7 separate regions of the Homo sapiens genome follow, and regions 2, 3, 4, 5, 6 and 7 are each linked to region 1. A link is a contact called in ENCODE Hi-C or POLR2A ChIA-PET data. All regions are on one chromosome and are shown on one strand. The core of a region is the stretch at or near the end of the contact, and the rest is flanking DNA. Distances in the headings are between cores, read along the strand shown. Region 1 has its middle 90 kb from the start of SNHG20. Region 2 overlaps MFSD11 (major facilitator superfamily domain containing 11). Region 3 has its middle 18 kb from the start of LACAT1. Region 4 overlaps MFSD11 (major facilitator superfamily domain containing 11). Region 5 overlaps SEC14L1 (SEC14 like lipid binding 1). Region 6 has its middle 7.5 kb from the start of LINC02080. Region 7 holds the start of MGAT5B (alpha-1,6-mannosylglycoprotein 6-beta-N-acetylglucosaminyltransferase B).

The links. A loop is a pair of places that touch in the nucleus more often than their neighbours do. ChIA-PET counts read pairs that join two places held with the same protein, here RNA polymerase II (POLR2A). Pooled maps may share reads with other maps.
Region 2: a loop to region 1 is called in a pooled map, with 7 times the contacts of the local background. The contact joins two enhancer-like sites. A Hi-C loop is called at or near these places in 5 of 50 pooled maps. POLR2A ChIA-PET finds 5 or more read pairs at or near these places in 6 of 52 experiments (Caco-2, HepG2, WTC11 and 2 more).
Region 3: a pooled map shows a loop between it and region 1 (3-fold over the local background). The contact joins two enhancer-like sites. A Hi-C loop is called at or near these places in 4 of 37 single-sample maps with no recorded cell type and 3 of 50 pooled maps. POLR2A ChIA-PET finds 5 or more read pairs at or near these places in 2 of 52 experiments (HEK293 and OCI-LY7).
Region 4: POLR2A ChIA-PET joins it to region 1 with 21 read pairs in activated CD4-positive, alpha-beta T cell. The contact joins two enhancer-like sites. POLR2A ChIA-PET finds 5 or more read pairs at or near these places in 4 of 52 experiments (Caco-2, HepG2, activated CD4-positive, alpha-beta T cell and 1 more).
Region 5: a pooled map shows a loop between it and region 1 (4-fold over the local background). The contact joins two enhancer-like sites. A Hi-C loop is called at or near these places in 1 of 37 single-sample maps with no recorded cell type and 2 of 50 pooled maps. POLR2A ChIA-PET finds 5 or more read pairs at or near these places in 3 of 52 experiments (OCI-LY7, activated B cell and activated CD8-positive, alpha-beta memory T cell).
Region 6: a loop to region 1 is called in a pooled map, with 4 times the contacts of the local background. The contact joins two enhancer-like sites. A Hi-C loop is called at or near these places in 6 of 50 pooled maps. POLR2A ChIA-PET finds 5 or more read pairs at or near these places in 2 of 52 experiments (GM12878 and activated CD4-positive, alpha-beta T cell).
Region 7: a map of CD4-positive, alpha-beta memory T cell shows a loop between it and region 1 (10-fold over the local background). The contact joins the promoter of MGAT5B here to the enhancer-like site in region 1. A Hi-C loop is called at or near these places in 3 of 168 maps with a recorded cell type or tissue (CD4-positive, alpha-beta memory T cell, Caco-2 and naive thymus-derived CD4-positive, alpha-beta T cell) and 9 of 50 pooled maps. POLR2A ChIA-PET finds 5 or more read pairs at or near these places in 2 of 52 experiments (A549 and SK-N-SH).

Annotation. Positions count from the first base shown.
Region 1 is chr17:76,996,796-76,999,560 of GRCh38, forward strand. No RefSeq gene overlaps it. Among named protein-coding and RNA genes, the nearest start is that of SNHG20, 90 kb to the right of the region's middle. RefSeq lists enhancers at 1,116-1,656, 1,612-1,691. Within about 2 kb of position 1,401, at least 5 of the 41 ENCODE cell types and tissues checked have a DNase peak (open chromatin) inside an H3K27ac peak, as active enhancers do; they include OCI-LY7, where a contact is called at or near this core.
Region 2 is chr17:76,752,081-76,754,845 of GRCh38, forward strand. It overlaps MFSD11 (major facilitator superfamily domain containing 11), which reads left to right. Exons shown (of 13, transcript NM_001242532.5): 8 at 1,967-2,007. It also overlaps the pseudogene RNU6-97P. Among named protein-coding and RNA genes, the nearest start is that of MFSD11, 15 kb to the left of the region's middle. Within about 2 kb of position 1,516, at least 4 of the 41 ENCODE cell types and tissues checked have a DNase peak (open chromatin) inside an H3K27ac peak, as active enhancers do.
Region 3 is chr17:77,234,179-77,236,943 of GRCh38, forward strand. No RefSeq gene overlaps it. Among named protein-coding and RNA genes, the nearest start is that of LACAT1, 18 kb to the right of the region's middle. RefSeq lists enhancers at 1-244, 1,369-1,663. Within about 2 kb of position 1,398, at least 21 of the 41 ENCODE cell types and tissues checked have a DNase peak (open chromatin) inside an H3K27ac peak, as active enhancers do.
Region 4 is chr17:76,771,577-76,774,341 of GRCh38, forward strand. All of the region lies in intron 10 of MFSD11 (major facilitator superfamily domain containing 11), which reads left to right. Among named protein-coding and RNA genes, the nearest start is that of LINC02080, 26 kb to the right of the region's middle. Within about 2 kb of position 1,420, at least 9 of the 41 ENCODE cell types and tissues checked have a DNase peak (open chromatin) inside an H3K27ac peak, as active enhancers do.
Region 5 is chr17:77,211,188-77,213,952 of GRCh38, forward strand. It overlaps SEC14L1 (SEC14 like lipid binding 1), which reads left to right. Exons shown (of 17, transcript NM_001143998.2): 15 at 763-1,014; 16 at 2,127-2,305; 17 at 2,731-2,765. Among named protein-coding and RNA genes, the nearest start is that of LACAT1, 41 kb to the right of the region's middle. RefSeq lists enhancers at 878-987, 1,328-1,377. Within about 2 kb of position 1,409, at least 9 of the 41 ENCODE cell types and tissues checked have a DNase peak (open chromatin) inside an H3K27ac peak, as active enhancers do; they include OCI-LY7, where a contact is called at or near this core.
Region 6 is chr17:76,790,168-76,792,932 of GRCh38, forward strand. It overlaps a transcript of MFSD11 not described here. Among named protein-coding and RNA genes, the nearest start is that of LINC02080, 7.5 kb to the right of the region's middle. Within about 2 kb of position 1,409, at least 12 of the 41 ENCODE cell types and tissues checked have a DNase peak (open chromatin) inside an H3K27ac peak, as active enhancers do.
Region 7 is chr17:76,867,070-76,869,834 of GRCh38, forward strand. It overlaps MGAT5B (alpha-1,6-mannosylglycoprotein 6-beta-N-acetylglucosaminyltransferase B), which reads left to right and starts at 1,335. Exons shown (of 18, transcript NM_001199172.2): 1 at 1,335-2,028. The coding sequence starts at 1,961. RefSeq lists an enhancer at 538-832 and a silencer at 1,170-1,479.

The sequences.
Region 1 (2,765 bases), core at 151-2,650:
TGCTGGGCTCTGGGTCCCTGTGACCCTGGGGGATGCTCCTCAAATCCTGAGTAGTCCCATGTGACGTCCAGCAGAAGCCCCCCCGAGCATCCTTCTGGGCACTGCCCCATCCCCTTCCAGACGGCCCCACTGGTAGGGTCCTTGGGTAGCCCCTTGTGATTCTCTCTCTGGTCTGCAAGGAACACTCCCATCTCCTTGCCCTGACACACAAACCTGGGCCTGTAGGGCTCCCGCTCCACCACCCGAATGGCCACAGCCATTTCCTCACCATGGAGATGTTTCTGGGGGAGGCAGACCCCTGGCCCCCTCACTCACGCATTTCCAGGCTGGGCCAGGTGTCCATGCTTTGCATTTCTCTGCTGCAGGAGACACATTTCAAGGCTCTCTGCAGGGGGTCCCATGAGTTCTCCTGATGCAGAGACAGAGCGGGGACCCGCCTAGGGGCCTGCCCGCACCCACCCCCCAACCACAGCATGGAAATAAAGGAAAAGTCTTGAGTTCCTTCAGGAGAAATTCCAGGCACTAGCTAGCCTTGGAGAATAAATGAGCAGCCGGATAAGCAGGAAGATAGCAACAAACAAGATGAGAGCAACAGGAGCCTCCCAAGCAAGCCAGAGGAACAAGGTGTTTTGGTTCCTACAGAAACTAAAGATAACATCTTCACATATGTTCTCGAGTTGTTTTTCAGAAACCCCCACTGCCAGCCTCTATCCTATAGACCTCAGATGTGGGGAACCGAGGGCGGCACTCTGACTGCCGTTCTTTGTTCAGAATTTCATCCTGAGAGGCCTGGAGAATCATGCCCATGGCCACACTGAGGTACAGCCTCCATGTATGGGTTTACAACTTTACCTGCAATGCACCCCTCGCTTTCCTGAAATGCATCCCTGCCTTTAAAAACCCTTGCCTGTGCTCACGCCTGTAATCCTGGCACTTTGGGAGGCTAAGGTGGGCAGATCACTTGAGGTCAGGGGTTCAAGACCCACCTGGCCAACATGGTGAAACCCCGTCTCTACTAAAAAATACAAAATTAGCCAGGCGTGGTGGCAGGTGCCTGTAACCCCAGCTACTCGGGAGGCTGAGGCAGGAGAATCGCTCGAACCCAGGAGGCGGAGGTTGCAGTGAGCCGAGATCATTCCACTGCACTCCAGCCTGGGCGACAAGAGCAAAACTCGGTCTCAAAACAAACAAACAAACAAACAAAACCCCTGCTTGTGAGCCGTCGGGAGTTTGGGTCTTCAGCCTTAGCTGCCTGTTCCCCTCGCTTGGCGCCCCGCTGTAAGTGCCCTTTTTGAGACAGCTGGGGAAAGCAGAACAGGGACGGGGGAAGGGTCCCTGTTTTCCTTACACACCATGCTGACTGCAGCCATACTCAGCCATGCAGCCCTGTAACCACAAACGCTTCCTTTCACAAAAATAGGCCAAGTAAATCTAAAACACACAGAGTGCTTAAACCACAAATGTCGTGGCTGTTAACAGTAGGGACTCTCCACAATCCCCAAATGCACATCCCCAGCAAGGTCCTAGCCCGCCCTAACTGTACCTTTGCTTCATTTTAATGGTAAACATCATACCCCGGATGGAAAGTTGAGATGCTAATGAGACATGCGTCGCGTGAAGAAGCGTGACAGAGACTGTGCAGTCATGATGGACAGACCACCCTAAACATGCAATGATGTCATCTGGAGGAGGCCGGAAGGAAAATAAATCAACAGTCCGACCAGCTTTGGGGAGCCAGCTGCAGGTCTCTTCCTGTACTGTCCCCCTTGCTGCTCCAGCTGAAAGCCCTGATAAACTGCCTTGCTCAAGCCCATCTTAGACTCTCGGTCAACTTCTATTTTCTGAGGGTCCACTGGCTGGGAACGCTGTGCTCTTGGAAACTCTCCCTTCTAGGGTTCTGGGAGAGGGTGAGGGGGCTCAAGAGACCGGGGCGGTTCTCCTTCATCCTGCTGTAAATCCTGCACCTGACAGGGCAGGGTCCCTGGTATCTATAGCATCATCTCTCCAGCCAAAACTCAGCCCTGCTCTAACAGCCTGAGACAGTGCCCTTTCTAAATACAGTGCTGTGATATGATGGCAACTCACATGTATCAAGCATTCACTGCAACAAACACTTTGAGGGATTAGCTCGCAGAACCCTCACAGCCCTAGGAGCTAGACACTGCGTGCAGGAGAGGTAACTGACCCAAAGAATGCCTGGCCTCTGACCTGGTTACCGCGGAGGAGGGTGATCTCTAGGCCACACCATGTCCCTCCTGACAGGAGTGTCTTTGTTGCCCAAGGGCTTTGGCCCCTGGAGGGTCCAGCAATGCGGTTTATGATGGGGGCCTCAGGACATCCCGTATCAGTGCCGACCTCCAGAGGGACTGAAGAGGATAGGTGAGTCACATGGTTAGCGTGTGATGGAGCCCCAGGAAAAGCTCTGGACCCCAAAGCCTCAGGTGAGCTTCCCTGGCAGGAAGCACTCTTGAATGTTGTCAGGCATTAGGGCCAGGAGGTGGGAAGACCGCCCAGGGTTCCCTGGGGAGAAGATGGCCAGAGGCTCCGCGTTTAGATCCCATCAGACTTTGGCCTGTGCATCTTGTCCCATGGCTGGTCCTAATTTGTAACTTATTTATTTATTTATTTATTTATTTATATATTCTGAGACAGAGTCTTGCTCTATCACCTGGGCTGGAGTGCAGTAGTTTGATCTCGGCTCATTGCAACCTCCACCTCCTGGGTTCAAGCAATTCTCCTGCCTCAGCCTCCTCAATAGCTGGGAT
Region 2 (2,765 bases), core at 266-2,765, 240 kb before region 1:
TGTGAAAATTGCAGATTAATGAAAGCAAATGGTATCAATAAGAACTCTGCCATCCTCAGTATTATAGCTCAGGCGTGTTGTTGCTCAGTCCTCAGACAGCTGCAGTTGCTCTGTGTATCACCTTATATAACCCACTTCCGTTTCCCATTGAAGAGAAAATGAGGCATAGGATGTACAATGATCTAATGTTAGGCACTTCCTTGACTTCATCAATCTTGGTGGATGAATAAGAAAAATACGTTTTAAGCTTTGGAGCATGATTTCAAGCACTCAGTAGTGTTTCGGCAGTAGTCTTGGTAAACTGGAAAAGTCAGGGATTTTTTTTTTTTTTTTTGAGATGGAGTCTTGCTCTGTTGCCCAGGCTGGAGTGAAGTGGCGTGATCTCAGTTTCTGGGTTCAAGCGATTCTCATGTCAGCCTCCTGAGTAGCTGGGATTACAGGGGTGCACCACCACACCCTGCTAAATTTTTTTGTATTTTTAGTAGAGATAGGGTTTCGCCATGTTGGCCAGGCTGATCTGAAACTCCTGACCTCAAGTAATCCACCCTCAAGTGATCAGCCTGCCTTGGCCTCCCAAAGTGCTGGGGTTCCAGGCGTGAGCCACCACACCCTGCCCAAGTCTGTGATTTGACCTGCCTTGTATGGATAAATAAAATTGCAGGTTGCGACGAAGACCCACCTCTCTCAGCAGGGCAGGAGATAGGCATGAATCCTTGCCTTGGTAATCTTCCTGAGGTAAATATTAGTACAGATTTTAAAATAACCTTCCCTTTTAAAACCTGAGATTTGATGACACTGTTGGTATAGAAACATATAACATATAAAAATCTTGTGCTCACTTCGGCAGCACAAATACTAAAATTGGAACAATACAGAGATTAGCATGGCCCCTGCGCAAGGATGACATGCAAATTTGTGAAGTGTTCCATATTTAAAAAAAAAAATCTTGTTCCATAAAAAAAAAAAATCTTGTCACATGTTGGTTACAGTTCCCAAAAACACTTCATCAGAAAGCACATAGCAGTCGTCACCTGTCAGTGCTTGAATTTTGATGTGAAGCCAATCGAGAGTACAGTACCTGTCAAAGTCTCTTGGTTCTCGATACCCAAACAGTCATAGCAGCAAGGAGATGAATGAAAGCTAACTTCAAGAAAGCCTTCATGATACCACATCCAAAGTAACCACCTCAGGATGCAGAAAATAACAAAAGTCTCTGACGGGTTTTAATGCCAAAGAACTTATTTTTCATAGTAAGGGCGGTAGAAAATTGAGTACTCACAGATTATTTTCAGTTTGAAGGTAACAGGATAGGCCGGGTGTGGTGGCTCATGCCTGGAATCCCAGCACTTCAGGATGCTGAGGCAGGTGGATCACTTGAGCTCAGAAGTTCAAGACCAGTCTGGCAACATGGTGAGACCCCGTCTCTACCAAAACTACAAAAAATTATCTGGGTGTGGTGGGACCCACCTGTAATCCCAGCTACTCAAGAGGCTGAGGTGGGAGGATGGCTGGTGGGAGGATCACCTGAGCCTGCGAGGTGGGGGTTGCAGTGAGCTGAGATTGCATCACAGCACTCCAGCCTGGGAGGTGGAGTGCGACCCTGTCTCAAAAAAAAAAAAAAAAGAAAGAAAGAAAGAAAGTGAAAGTAACAGGATAGAAGGTATTTCTGTACTGCCTGAAGTATCATTTCTGAGAAAGACGTGCATAAACATGTACAATAAGTGTAATCTGAAAGAATAGTCTTCCAATAGTTGATAGAGAGGTGCCCAGGTGGGACTTTAAAAACCTGAAGCGAGGGTGTGGCCATGAGGGACACCCTGAGGCAAGGAGCATTCGAGTCACTGGGAATGCATCTCAGACCTGGTATAGGACAGGGTTTTTACGAACGTAAATGAAAATGTGATCGTATGTTTGTTCTTTTATTTTCAAAAAGAAAAAACTTATTTTTTACATTTTATTTTCTCAGGTCTGCCCAGAACAATCTGACAAAGGCAGTAGATGCTTTTAGTAAGTATTTTCTGTATCTGAAATGCAAGAACTGTTCAGGAACAACTCGGCATTTGCCTTTCCCCTATTCCCTGGTAACTTTGGATTGATGACACCCCAGGGTTTGCATTTTTCCAGGTATGCTGCTCTGAAATATATTGATCTTCCTTATCAACATCTCTCTAACATGGGGGTTGTGAGGGATGGATGATGGTATGACTGCCCACCTGCCCAGGTGTGTGAGGGAAGTGGAAAGAGGCTGCATAGCACTCAGGTTCTCCCTGAAGTTGAGAGTCTTCCTGGGATTTTTGCAGGGTAATTAAGAGCAGATTGTGGCTGCGCGCAGTGACTCGCGCCTGTAATCTCAGCACTTTGGGAGTCCAAGGCAGGCGGATCACCTGAGGTCGGGAGTTCAAGACCAGCCTGGCCAACATGGCGAAACCTCTTCTCTACTAAAAATATAAAAAATTTGCCGGGCGTGGTGGCATGCACCTGTAGTCCCAGCTACTCAGGAGGCTGAGGCAGGAGAATTGCTTGAACCTGGGAGGTGGAGGTTGTAGTGAGCCGAGATTGCCCCACTGCACTTCAGCCTGGGTGGCAGAGGGAGACTCCATCTCAAAAAAAAAAAAAAAAGAGCAGATTGCTTGCTACTTCTTGGAGCAAAGCAGTAGCTCCAGTGACCCAGAAGGTAGTAAGAATAATCATGTTCATGCATTGAGAAGTCTTCCTGGCCAAAGACTCTGCTGAATTCTTTGTTTTTTACTCTATGTAATTCTCAC
Region 3 (2,765 bases), core at 148-2,647, 240 kb after region 1:
ATGGGTCTTGGTAAGGACACCAGCTTTTTGGCTTGAGTTCTGAGTGAGATGGGAAACAGCTGCCTTTTCTCATTTGACTTTGACTTCCTCCCCTCAACCCCACCTGCTGCAATGAAAGTCGTAATATTTATGAGGTCAAAGGTATTCTCTTTCTCAGTAGCCTCTGGGTTTTGTATCAGCTTGGAAACGACTTTTGCATGTTTAATTCTCCTCCTACCTTTTTTTCTCGTACTTTCATGGCTTTTTAAAATTTTATTTTTATTTTGTTTAGAGGCAGAGTCTCACTCAAGGCTGGAGTGCAGTGGTGCCATCTCGGCTCACTGCAACCTTCCCCTCCGAGTTCAAGTGATTGTCGTGCCTCAGCCTCCCAAGTAGCTGGGATTACAGGCACGTGCCATGATGCCCAGCTAATTTTTGTATCTTTAGTAGAGACAGGGTTTCACTGCGTTGGCCAGGCTGGTCTCGAACTCAAGTGATCCTCCTGCCTCGGCCTCCCAAAGTGCTGGGATTACAGGCGTGAGCCACCGCACCCGGCCTTCATGGCTTTATTTTTTTACACTGAAATCTCTGATGCATCTGGTGGGTTTTGTGTAAGGAGTGAGGTCGAGCTTTTAATGAGTCCTAAATGGTCCTCTAGATTCAGTGTCTGCATGACAAAGCTTATGGCCAGCTCTTTGAAACTCTGGAGAAACCCTTTAGGGAACTGATGCTGGGTCTAGGGTGGGAAGGGCATCGGGGTGGTGAGAGGAGCCCCAGCAGATCACCAGGGAGGGCCAGGGCCGGCTGGGTGGCTGCCTGGGACAATTAGACAATTATGAGGAGTGTGGTGGCCAGGCGTGGTGGCTCATGCCCGTAATCCCAGTACTCTGGGAGGCCAAAGCGGGTGCATCACCTGAGGTTAGGAGTTCGAGGCCAGCCTGGCCAACATGGTGAAAACTCCTCTCTACAAAAAATTAGCTGGGTGTGGTGATGGGCACCTGTAATCTCAGCTACTTGGGAGGCTGAGACAGGAGAATCACTCGAACCTGGGAGGCGGAGGTTGCAGTGAGCGGAGATCACACCATTGCACTCAAGCCTGGGCAACAAGCGCGAAACTGTCTCCAAAAGAAAAAAAAAAGGAGTGTGGAAATAACCCAGGAATAAAAAAAACACAGTGCTAACATCACATTGTGTAGCCCCAGCGTGAAGGGGTTTTTGGCCACCACAGGGAGCAGAATGTCCTTTGGTGGACATGACAAGAGTCTTTTCTGAGGCACCCTGTCTGCGGCACAGCTGCCTGGGTGCCCGAGGAACAGCCCTGTGTCAGCATTTAGTCCGCTGAAACATGCAGCTAAATAACCAGCCGGCTGTCTTCCGAGAACAAGTGATTTATTTTTATTGCTTCATTTTTAAACACTTCAACATGCCTCCCAAGAAGCTGTGTGGTTTGGAAAAGCGTAAGAGAAAGCTGAAGAGAAAATGCAAGCTGGAGAAAAGTGGGGATGCTTTGCTGACACATTCTTCCGGAAACCAGCTCGGCTCTGCCAGGCGTGTGTTTTTGGCCAGTGCCATTTCCGGGCCCCTGGAGTTGATGGACATTTCCTGTGCGGGGTCTGATTCCCACTACAGATTTGAAAGAGGCATGCAGATTTTTATTTTAAAAAAAACTAAATAGAACCTGGTAGCCAGACATGGTGGCGCGAGCCTGCAGTCTCAGCTACTTATGAGACTGAGGTGGAAGAATCGCTTGAGCCCAGGATGTGGAGGTTGTAGCGAGCCAAGATTGCAGCACTGCACTCCAGCCTAGGTGACAGAACAAGAGACCCTCTCTCAAAAAACAAACAGGCTGGGCATGGTGGCTCATGCCCATAATCCCAGCAGTTTGGGAGACTGAGACAGGTGCATCACCTGAGGTCAGGAATTCGAGACCAGCCTGGCCAACATGGCGAAACCCCCTCTACTAAAAATACAAAAATTAGCCAGGCGTGGTGGCAGGCGCCTGTAATCCCAGCTGCTCAGGAGGCTGAGGCAGGAGAATTGATTGAACCTGGGAGGCGGAGGTTGCAGTGAGCCGAGATTGTGCCACTGCACTCCAGCCTGGGTGACAAGACCGAAACTGCGTCTCAAGAAAAAAACAAAAAACAAAACAAAAGCCCAAAACAAAAAACCCAAAATAAAAAAAACAAACTAAAGAATATTGGTTTTTCTGTCTCTCAAAATATGTAGTGAACATCTCTCAATCTAAGGGGCATTGTAGTGTTAGCCAGCTGAGGTAAAAAGGCAAGACCCATTCGTCTCCAAGTGTCCTAGCTGGGGCTCTTAAAGAACCAGCAAGGCCAGGTGCAGTGGCTCATGCCTGTAATCACAGCACTTTGGAAGGCCAAGGTGGGAGGATCATTTGAGCCCAGGAGTTCAAGACCAACCTGGGCAACATAGGGAGACTTTGTCGCTACCAAAAAAATACAAAAAAATTAGCCGGCCATGGTGGCATATGCCTGTAGTCCCAGCTATTTGGGAGGCTGAGGTGGGAGGATTGCTTGAGCCTGGGAGGTCAAGGCTGCAGGGAGCTGTGATGGCACCACTGCACTCCAGAGAGAGACCCTGTGTCAAAAAAGAAAGAAAGAAGGAAGGAAAATGAAGGAAGGAAAAAAAAGGAAGGAAAGAAAGGAGAGAGAAAGAAAAGAGAGAGAAAGAAAACAGAAGAGAAAAGAGGCTGGGTGCAGTGGCTCATGCCTGTAATCCCAGCACTTTGGGAGGCTGATGCGGGCGGATCACCTGAGGTCAGG
Region 4 (2,765 bases), core at 170-2,669, 230 kb before region 1:
TGGGTAAAGCGGACTTTGGAGGGTTTGTTTGTTTTTGCTTTTTGGCCCCTGCCTTATTGCCAACACCTGGAGCAGGACAAGGTCTATATTGGGCATCCAATAAATGAGTTAAATGTGTTGAATGAATAATGAGAACATGGTTTCAGCAGAACTTAGTAACCAGTTGCGTGGTGGTGTGAGGAGAGATGTCTAGAATGATGACCAGGTTGATCAGAGTAACCTGGGCAGAGAGAATGCTGTAGGAGATGGGGTTTGAGGAAATCTGCTGAATGGGATTTTGAACACCTCTAAGTACCAGAGAGGCACCCAAGTAGAGAAGTGTCCAGTGGGAAATGCAGGCTGATGCTCAGGAGGGACTCGTGGGCTGGAGGTTGATGTTGGGAGTTATGGGTATGTAAATGGCGGGCGAAGCTTAGCCATGGTGAGTCAGTGCAGGGTTGTCTTCTCTGGTAAGTGCTTGTTTAGTGTCTGCCTGTAGACTACCTGGGAAGAAACTCACTTTCTGTAGGCAACCTGCTTTTTTGAAAAAAATAATTTCAAATTGATAAGAAATTGCGAAAATAGGCCAGGCACAGTGCTCACGCCTATAATTCTAGCACTTTGGGGAGCTGAGGTGGGCAGATCGCTTGAGTTCAGGAGTTTGAGACCAGCCTGGGCAACATGGCAAAACCCCATCTCTACAAAAAAAGTACAAAAAAATTAGCCAGGTGTAGTGGCGTATGCCTGTCGTCCCAGCTACTTGGGAGGCTGAAGTGGGAGGTTGCAGTGAATCCAGATCACACCACTGCACTCCAGCCTGGGCCACAGAGCAAGATTCTGTCTCAAAAAAACCAAAAAACCAAAACAAAAAAAGAAATTGCAAAAATAAAAATAGTACAATGAACATCTGAATATCCTTTAACAGGATTCATCTATTGTTAACGCTCTACCTTAGTAACTTTTTTTTTTTTTTTTTTTTAAGGACAGAGTCTTGCTCTGTTGCCCAGGCTGGGGTGCAGTGGCTCGATCTTGGCTCACTGCAACCTTCGCTGCTGGGATTCAAGCAATTCTTCTGCCTCAGCCTCCCAAGTAGCTGGGACTACAGGCAACCGCTACCACGCCTGGCTAATTTTTGTATTTTTAGTAGAGATGGGGTTTCACCATGTTGGCCAGGCTGGTCTCAATCTCCTGACCTCTTGATCCACCCACCTCGGCCTCCCAAAGTGCTGGAATTACAGGCATGAGCCACTGCACCTGGCCCTCCTGTCAGTATTTTTGAGCTTTGTTCTTAGATGTAGTTCATTTAATTGAAAACAGCATACCTTTTAAGATTTGTTGGGCAGGACTGGAGCATTACTCAGTCTAGGGCTAATTATTTCCTGCTTCTAAGGGAAGACCCTTCTGTGTGCTCCACCCAGTTCCTGTGAATCATAAGCTTTTAAGTGGCTGGTGGGACCAGACACTATACCCAGCTGAGGGCGGGGCCCTAATACCACTAATCCTCTTGGCTGGTTCTTTCCCAGACTTCTGCTAATTTGCTCACTTTATGTACTGATCAGTCCTCAGCTGAAGACTCAGGGGGACTGTCTGCAGCTCTCTGGAATTGTTTTTCTGTGTAGCTTTCCTTTCTGATACCGTTGTCTGTGAACTCTGGTCACCCTGATATCCCTAGAGTCACATCCCCGTCTCTTCAATCCATGGGGGCTGCTGGCCTCCGCCTGGGTTCTTTCTCCCTCTGCTGCCTACTCTTGAGAGGAACTGCCAGATATTTTCCAGAGTGGCTGTACCAGCAATGTGTGAGTGATTCCGTTTTTCTGAATCCTTGCCAGCACTTGGTGTTATCACTGTTTTTGATGTTAGCGATTGTGATAGATGTGTAGTCATGTTTCATTGTGGTTTTACTTTGTCTTTAATGGGTAATGATGTTGAGCATCTTTTCATGTGTGTATTTACCCTCTTTATATCTTCTTTGGTGACGTGTATGTGCATATCTTTTGCCCATTTTCTAGGCAGGGTTTTTTTGTTTTGTTTTGTTTTTACTGTTAACCTTCACTTTTTAAATTTTTTTTTTCCAGACGGAGTCTCGCTCAGTTGCCAGGCGGAGTGCAGTGGCGCAATCTTGGCTCATTGCAACCTCCACCTCCTGGGTTCAAGCGATTCTCCTGCTTCAGCCTCCTGAGTAGCTGGGACTACAGGCGCACGCCACCACGCCCAGCTAATTTTTGTATTTTTAGTAGAGACAGGGTTTCACCATGTTGGTCAGGATGGTCTTGATCTCTTGACCTCGTGATCTGCCCACCTTGACCTCCCAAAGTGCTGGGATTACAGGCGTGAGCCACCATGCCCAGCAACTTTCTAAATTTTTTTAAATTATTTTTTTATTTTTTTGAGACAGAGTCTTGCTCTGTCACCCGTGCTGGAGTGCAATGACATGATCTTGGTTCACTGCAACATCTGCCCCCTGGGTTCAAGTGATTCTCCTGCCTCTGCCTCTTAAGTAGCTGGGACTACAGGCATGTGCCACCACACCTGGCTAATTTTTGTATTTTTACTAGAGACAGGGTTTCACCATGTTGGCCAGGCTGGTCTCGAACTCCTGACCTCGGGTGATCTGCCCGCCTTGGCCTCCCAAAGGGCTGGGATTACAGGTGTAAGCCACTGTACCTGGCCCACTTTTTAAAAAATATATATACAATTTTTTCTTTCTTTTTTTAAAAAAGACAGCGTCTTGCTATGTTGCTGAGGCTGGTTTGGAACTCCTGGCCTCAAGCAATTCTCCCACCTTG
Region 5 (2,765 bases), core at 159-2,658, 210 kb after region 1:
ACAGCAGACAGCGTGCATGGGCTGAGAGGGGCCGTGGGCCTGGCTCTGCTGCTTCCTTAGGTGGAGTTTTCAGTGACTGCAGAACTCTGCACAGCTGCTTTTCATTCTCACGTCCGCCCCCGCCCAATCTTTGAAACTAACTTTGATTATTCCCTCCTGGGTAGCTCTGTCGGTGCTGTGTAAGTTTGGTTTTCAATTGGTTCTCAGCACCCAGGGGGTGACCACCTCAACCCCATCTCTACTATGCCAGGGGCTCATCCCGCTCACCCAGCCTCGCCACTGTTCTCTCGTGTGAGCCTCACACGGCAGGCCCGGTTCCATGCCCCTGCTTCCCCCTTGCTGGGAACGCTGTCCTCAGGCTCCCCTGCCTGCTCTTTCTTTAGCTTTCACCTTCTCCAGGGCCTTCTGTTCTGTCCAGCCCAGGGCAGTCCTCTGAACCACTCATGTACGAGCTCACAGTGTTTGGTGTTTCTAAGACCTGGCCTCTTAGAGTGTGTGTGAAGATGGTGTATGGGAGATCTTGGACCTCTAGGTGCAGGTCACAAAGAACACAGAGCTTGGTGCATGACATGTAGCAGGATCCAGCGGTTGAATGGATGGTGGTGTGTGACTCTGGGGAAAGAGATCCGTCCATACGCATTCAGCGTTTCCCTCCCCAGCTTCAGCACCTGCACCCTGGATCCCCTGGAGAGCACGATGCGCTCGCAGCATGCCGGCCTGGTGCTCGTGGATCGTGGCTGCCTAACGCTGCCTCTTTTTCAGATTCTCATTCAGATTGTGGATGCCTCGTCAGTCATCACTTGGGATTTCGACGTGTGCAAAGGGGACATTGTGTTTAACATCTATCACTCCAAGAGGTCGCCACAACCACCCAAAAAGGACTCCCTGGGAGCCCACAGCATCACCTCTCCGGGTGGGAACAATGTGCAGCTCATAGACAAAGTCTGGCAGCTGGGCCGCGACTACAGCATGGTGGAGTCGCCTCTGATCTGCAAAGAAGGAGAAAGCGTGCAGGTAAAATCACACACAGGTCAAATCGCGCATCCGTGACTCCACACGGCCAGGTGATTCTGTCTTGAGTAGACTCTTTGCTTCGCTCCTTGAGCAGCCCTGTGTAGCTTTTGAGGCCCTGCTTGTGGAGGAGCAGCTTGCCTGGAGGAGCAGGAAGCCAAGTGGGTCTCGTAGGAAGGAGTTCAGGCCTCGCAGTGGTTTTGGACAGAATCTGCGACTTTTCCCAAAAGCAGCCTGTGACAGGAAGGGAAGGCATCGCACGCACGGGCCCAGCTGGGCTTCATAGGATTTTTCCCCCCCGCCTCATTTCACCGGGTTGTGTTTGTCTTTTTCAAAGGAAAATCACCCTAAATAGAAGTAAGAGGGACAAGTACTTAGAGAACTATTAGCTCTCATTACCAAACCTTCTAATTTGTTTCAAATGCTTTCAGTTCCCTTTTCACATTGTGGCTGGTTATTTTGGGTGCCTGTGCTCACAGTAGCCTCGGGGCGGGGGCATTGCTTCTGGCCTTCATAATAGATGCATCGTTTTGCTGCCTTTACAGTTTTCAGGGGTAAGGCTTGTCAGTGTTTCAGTGGTCTTAGAGGCAGAGTAAAAGAATCCTTTGTCCATTTTAAAAACAATGAACAGCTAAGCTGTGTTAACCAGTCATGAATTTCGGAGAGAATGGAGAAGGAGCTTTCCACGGATTGACGGCTCACTTTAGGGTGACGTGCCTTCAGCCCCGAACATGCTGGATGATTGGCAGCATGTCAGAGAAAGTGAGGCCAGGTCCAGGGAAGCTGTGCTGAGCCCTCCCTCCAGCATGGGTGCCACCAGCCTGCCAGGCTCCTGCCTCCGTAGGTGGGGTGGGCTGGGCAGGCCTCGTGAGGGCCACGGACATGGAGCTTGTCCCTCCGGGCTTCCCAGCACCCGGGAGTGACCACACTCAGTAGAGGGAAGGACATTGTCAAACCTGCTGCTGAAGCAAAATAGCAGGTTCTGAATCCCATTGAGATAGTTTCCGTAGCTACATGAAATCCTAAAGACAGTCCCCTTGGCGCTTGTCAGGCCTGTGGTAGGCCAGGGGTCGGAAGCGAGTCGCCCTCAGCTGCCACTGCCCTACTTGTTCTAGGGTTCCCATGTGACCAGGTGGCCGGGCTTCTACATCCTGCAGTGGAAATTCCACAGCATGCCTGCGTGCGCCGCCAGCAGCCTTCCCCGGGTGGACGACGTGCTTGCGTCCCTGCAGGTCTCTTCGCACAAGTGTAAAGTGATGTACTACACCGAGGTGATCGGCTCGGAGGATTTCAGGTGCGGCCACCCTCGCCACAGCAGGTGCTGCGGACAGCTGGGCATGGTTGGAGGGAGCCTGCAGTCCCACGCCGTGTGCAGGATCAGCAGTGGCGGCGGGTGTCAGGAATGCTTGGAGGGCCAGGAGGGAGTGGCTTTGGGGTCATTTGTTGGCACGGTGACTCCCTGCCTGTCTGCAGAGGGAGAGTGTCGGAGACAGAGCCGACTGACTGCCTTTGCTTTAGCTCACACTGCCGTCTGCGTGCAGGCTGTGGGAAGCCGGTCCCCCTGGTGGGTTACTCATGTCCATCCCCCGTTTGCAAGCACTGATGGGGATGAGAAGTGAGCAGAGAACAGGGTGGGCCACGAAGTCCAGCAGGCAGTGTGGGCCGGCGGGTGGTTGGCAGGGTGGTCCTCACGCCTCGCCCCTCCCTGTGCCATTACAGAGGTTCCATGACGAGCCTGGAGTCCAGCCACAGCG
Region 6 (2,765 bases), core at 159-2,658, 210 kb before region 1:
GCCTCCTGGGTTCAAGTGATCCTCCTGGCTCAGCCTCTTGACGCATGAGCCACCACGCCCAGCTAATTTTTGTATTTTTAGTAGAGACAGGGTTTCACCATGTTGGCCAGTCTGGTCTCAAATTCCTGACCTCAGGCATGAGCCACCATGCTCGGCCTCGGCCTCATATTTCTTTCTTTCTTTTTTTTTTTTGAGACACCATCTCACTCTGTTGCCCAGGCTGGAGGGCAGTGGCGTGATCACAACTTACTGCAACCTCTGCCTCCTGGGTTCAAGCAATTCTCGTGCCTCAGCCTCCCGAGTAGCTGGAATTACAGGTGCGCGCCACCATACCCACCACAGGTTTTGCCGTGTTGGCCAGGCTGGTCTTGAACTCCTGGGCTCAAGCAATCCACCTGCTTCAGCTTCCCAAAGTGCTGGGATTACAGGCGTGAGCCACCGTGCCCGGCCTAAAACTCATATTTCTTGATAAATATTGGAAACATATTCCCTAGAAATAGTCTAACTCGGCCGGGCGTGGTGGCTCACGCCTATAATCCTAGCACTTTGGGATCACGAGGTCAAGAGGTCGAAACCATCCTGGCCAAAATGGTGAAACCCCATCTCTACTAAAAATACAAAAATTAGCCGGGCGTGGTGGCACACACCTTGTAGTCCCAGCTCCTCGGGAGGCTGAGGCAGTAGAATTCCTTGAACCTAGGAGGTGGAGGTTGCAGTGAGCCAAGATCACACCACTGCACTCCAGCCTGGGCGACAGAGCCAGACTCCATCTCAAAAAAAAAAAAAAGAAATATTCTAACTTGACATTTTGTGTGTTTTGTGTGTTTTTTGGTCCTTGATCAACAATATACTAAATCTTAATACTAGGATGTATATTTGTGTGAAGGTAGAAGGTCAAACTTGACCTTCTTTTTAACTTTGTGTGCAAATAGTGTGAATGTGCCCTGGACACCTCCCTGCAGCATTGGGCTATGATTTACTGGTTTTCTGAGCTGCTATTAAATCTGGAAGTTTTGATGTTCTTATCAAGAGTAGTTCTGCCCTATTTCTGTGTGATAATTTAGAGAACAAGCAGATTGCAGCTTTAGAGAAGTCTAGTCCAGAGGAGGCTCCTTTGAGCATTTATTTTTGACTTCGTTTCAATTCACAGGTCCTCTTTCTTTTACTTCCTGAAAATGTTGTCAGATATTTCCAATTCTTCAGTCTTTTTTGTTTACATTCTAAGCCTGTTTAACTTTTTTTTTTAAATTGGTTTAGTTTTCTCAGTTTTATATCTTAGAAAGGGATCTTTTGGGATAATTGTCACTGAACCGAAAGCAATTTGATGACTCATATTGTAGACACTGTGAGAACATGTTGAGGAAAAAACAGATGTTTTCTTCTCTACTTCTTTGTGGTTGGCGCGCTGGGGAGGTAGCCTGCTGAATCCATGTGCCGTGGGGGAGCCGCACGGGGTGTCTGGGCTGGCTCTCCTCCCACAGGTGGCTGCCCCCCAAGCTGTACCCTATTCTGCAGGAAATGATTTGTTTGGCAGCCAGAGCTTGCTTTCCACTAAAGAACATTGCCTTGGCTCTGGCAAACCCTTTGACTTAGGAACCATTTTGGCCTGTCCCATTATTTTGCAGAATGAAGCGCTTTGGGTTTGCTATACAGCTGGTTTTGGTTTTTTGCTTGTTTTTTTTTTTTCTTTTTTCTTTGTGTTCCCCCCCGCCCCGAGAGATCAACTCTTTCATTTTATCCCTTTCTGGATCAGAAACCATTGAAACCAGTGAAAGAAGAATAGCCCAGTGCAGGGCACTCACGTCTATTCAACACTGAATCCTTAATATGCTAGATGAGCCCAGCACATTTCATACAGTGCCATGGTGCCCTCCACGGCCTGACCTTCCAAAGCGAATTTTCTCTGCTAGAGACATCACTAATATATATTGAGTGCTTACCTACATACCAGGCACCCTTTTTTTTTTTTGAGACAGAGTCTCACTATATTGCCCAGGCAGGAGTGCAGTGGCACTATCTTGGCTCACTGCAACCTCTGCCTCTAGGGTTCAAGCAATTCTCCTGCCTCAGCCTCTTGAGTAGCTGGGATTACAGGTCTGCATCACCACATCCAGCTAATTTTTGTATTTTTAGTAGAGAGGGGGTTTCACTATGTTGTCCAGGCTGGTCTCGAGCTCCTGACTTCAAGTGATCCACCCATCTCAGCCTCCCAAAGTGTTAGGATTACAGGCATGAGCCACTGCACCCGGTGTAGGCGTTCTTTTATTTTTCTTTTCTTTCTTTTTTTTTTTTCCGGGCTCTCTTTAAAGCATGTTACAAGTAATTATCAACTAGAAACCATTATCCCCATTTTATAGATGAGAAAACCAAGGCACAGAGAGATCAAGTAACATATCCAAGATGGCAGAGCAGGTAAGTGCAGATAAGGACCCGCCTAAATTTGTCCATGTCCTGATTGCTGGAACCTGTGAATATGTTAGTTCCATGGTAACGGGGAATTGAGGTTGCAGGTGCAATTAAGGCTGCTAATCAGCTCACCTTGAGATGGGGAGATTATCTGGAATTAGCTGAATGGGCCCAATATAATGTCAGGTCCTTAAAGTGGAAGATTATCAGGGAACCTGCCCCCAATAGTCATGTAGGTTCTTTTCTATTTTCCCTAAGCATCCGCCGGGTTGAGAAATAAAGGGACAGAGTACAAAAGAGAGAAATTTTAAAGCTGGGCATCTGGGGGAGACATCACATGTCGGTAGGTTCCTTGATGT
Region 7 (2,765 bases), core at 85-2,584, 130 kb before region 1:
CTAATCAGAAGGACCATTTCATTCCTTAGTGTAGATATGGCTTATTGCCAGGATTTGTGGCAGATGTAGGCACCCAGGCATGAGATGTGATTTACAGGCCTGGCAGAGACCTCTGCCCTCCAACATCTCCTTAGCCAGCCTGCCACGATGCCCAAATTTCCGGCCACCATTCATCACTCTTCTGCACAAAGGCACGGTCAGCATGTCCTTGTTCAATGCAAATTTGTTACCTAGCCTGTGTAACACATTATATCTGCTAACACCAATTTATCACCCATTTTCACATTAGCAGAGAGCAAGGCAGTGAGATAATGGAACTCAGCACCGGTAAATTTTGATGAAGAAGGAGCAGCAAAGCAGAGAGCGTGAGTCATGGCCAGTGAGTAATGGCCCAGGAAGGGGGCCGGGAGGTGGGCAGGGCAGGCAGCAAGGGGCCTGGGTATGGGGGATTGGAGGGGACCAGGCCCAGCTGGAGGAAAATAAAGTCTCCTCCTCGCATAAGCCAGGCTGCAGCATCGTGGCCTGAGCTGGGAAGACCCTCAGAGTCATTTGACACATGACTGAGGCTTTGGGCACTTCCCAGGGTGGGGTGGTCAGATATGACCTCGGGAAGTGCTTTTGAAGCCGGAGAGCTTTCTTCAGGCTGGCTCTGCGAGCTCCCAGGAGTCTCTGTCTCTGCAACTGCAAACACATCTCCAGAGCCAGGAAGTACGAGGAGGGGGAGGGGAGGACGCCTAGATGCTAAGAGACGACATGAGATCCTACATGCTTTAGGGTTGCAAGGGACCTTGGTGAGCTTCTGGTCACTATCATTTCATAATGGAGACTCTGAGACGTGCACACTTGATCGCCCACTGGCTAGTGGAGGATCTGGGGCTACAACTCAGTACGCCCCTGCGCCTGGCTCTGTGAGCGGGCCCCAGCACCACAGGCCGAGTTTATACTCAGATCAGTAAGCAAAGAGGAGCCACGGGAGTTTCTGACCAGGGAGGGGCAGAAGATAGGCATGTGTTGCCAAGCGAAATCGTGGGAAGCGGCTGATGAGGAAGCCCACGGAGGCACCTGGCAGAAGAGAAGGGTCTCCGCTGGGTGCGCATCTCTTCTGTGCTCTGCGGGAGCCAAAGCAGCTTTCGGCCCTCGGGGCTGGTGGCGCCCTGGGAAGCTGCTTGGCTCAGGGGAAGGAGCAGGGACCCCCGCCCGCCCGTCCTCGAAGCTGGTCCTCGGCGTCCCAGCCCCGCACGGCCCCGGGCAGGGCGCACAGCGGGGCTGCGGCCACGAGGTGGCGCCGGCGCGCCTTGGAAGCGCAGCTGCAGCTCCCGGGCCGCCCCAGCGCCGCTCGGCCGCCTCCTCCGAGGAACAATGCGGCGCCTCCGGGCGTAGCGTCGCGCGGGGCCGGACGCCGGACACCAGAGCGCGGGCGGCGGAGCCAGCGGGCGAGAGAGCGCGCGGCGGGCGCGGGTTGCCCTCGTCGAGAGCCATGGGCGCGGCGCGGCGCGGGGCTGAGGATCGGCGCGGCCCGGAGGCGCTGGGGACCGGGGCGCGGGCCCGGGGCCGCCTTTAGCCGGCACCGAGGGCGCGGGGCCGGGGATGAGGGCGCCCGCCGCGGGGAGCCCGTCTGCGCGCCGCGGCACCTTCCCGCCCAGCGAGCGAGCCCGAGCAGGCAGACGCGCGGCCGGCGGTCTGGGGGCGCGCCGCCTCCCGGTCCCCAAAATGTGAAGCGGGGAGGGCGGAGACGCAGAGACGGCCCGGCCGGGCGCCCTCGCCGCCCTCCGGCAGCCGCGCCGCTCCCTCCGCTGCACGCCCAGGCCTGAGCAGCGAGGCCACCGGGCCGCGCGCTCCCAGCTTCGCTCGGACGCGGCTTCGGCCCGCAGAGGGTTCGTGGCCCGGACGCGGCGAGAGCTGGGCCCAGGACGGTGCGTCCGGCCTCGCCCGCGGCTGCTCGCACCAACAAGTTTGAACAATGATCACCGTCAACCCCGATGGGAAGATAATGGTCAGAAGATGCCTGGTCACCCTGAGACCCTTTCGGTAAAGTTCCCTCCTGGTTGGTTTTTTCCCCAGGGGGGCGCCGGGTGGAGGTGGGCGAGGTCGGTTCCTGCGAACGTTCAAGTCCTGGTGGCAGAGGGGGCGGTTCACACTTCAACCCCTGGTGATGACCAGTGGGGCTGGGCTGGGGGAACGGATGGCGTTGGGGTTCGGGGTGCGGATGGGGAGGGTTGTGTTATTCGGGGACCTGTCCCGAGTTGGGCAGGGTTGGAGAGGACTCGGGGTGCAGAGGTAAGAATGGGGGCAGAAAACCCCCAGGTCGTGGTCCTGGGCCCAGAAAGTTGCCCCAGCCTGCGCGCCCCTTCCCAGCCCCTCAGGGTCCTTCCTCACCCCGCGGACGGTCCCATCCGGGTGGCAAAGTTAGTGTGCGGCGCCTTGGAGCTCCCCCTCCGGTCCCTCCCGTCCCGCCCGTCTGCCCCTAGGTCGGCTACCCCCCAACCCCTCCGCCTGTGCCACCCTCTCCCCAGCCTTTGGTGGCACTGCTCTCCTCCCCGCGGGGCTCGGGCCTGGCTCCGACGAGAGGGTCCCGAGATTAGAGCGAGGACTCGCTCATCCCAGGATTCGCCCCCGATCGCAGGCGTCGGAGAGGCGGGGGCAGGGGCGGCGCTGCAGGGCTACGGGGCGGCTGGAGCCGAGGCTGCGGCGGAGCGTGGTGGGCGGGCGGTGGCGAAGGCGACACGCTTCGGGCGGCCAACACCTGGGGGCCCAGGCCAGGCAGG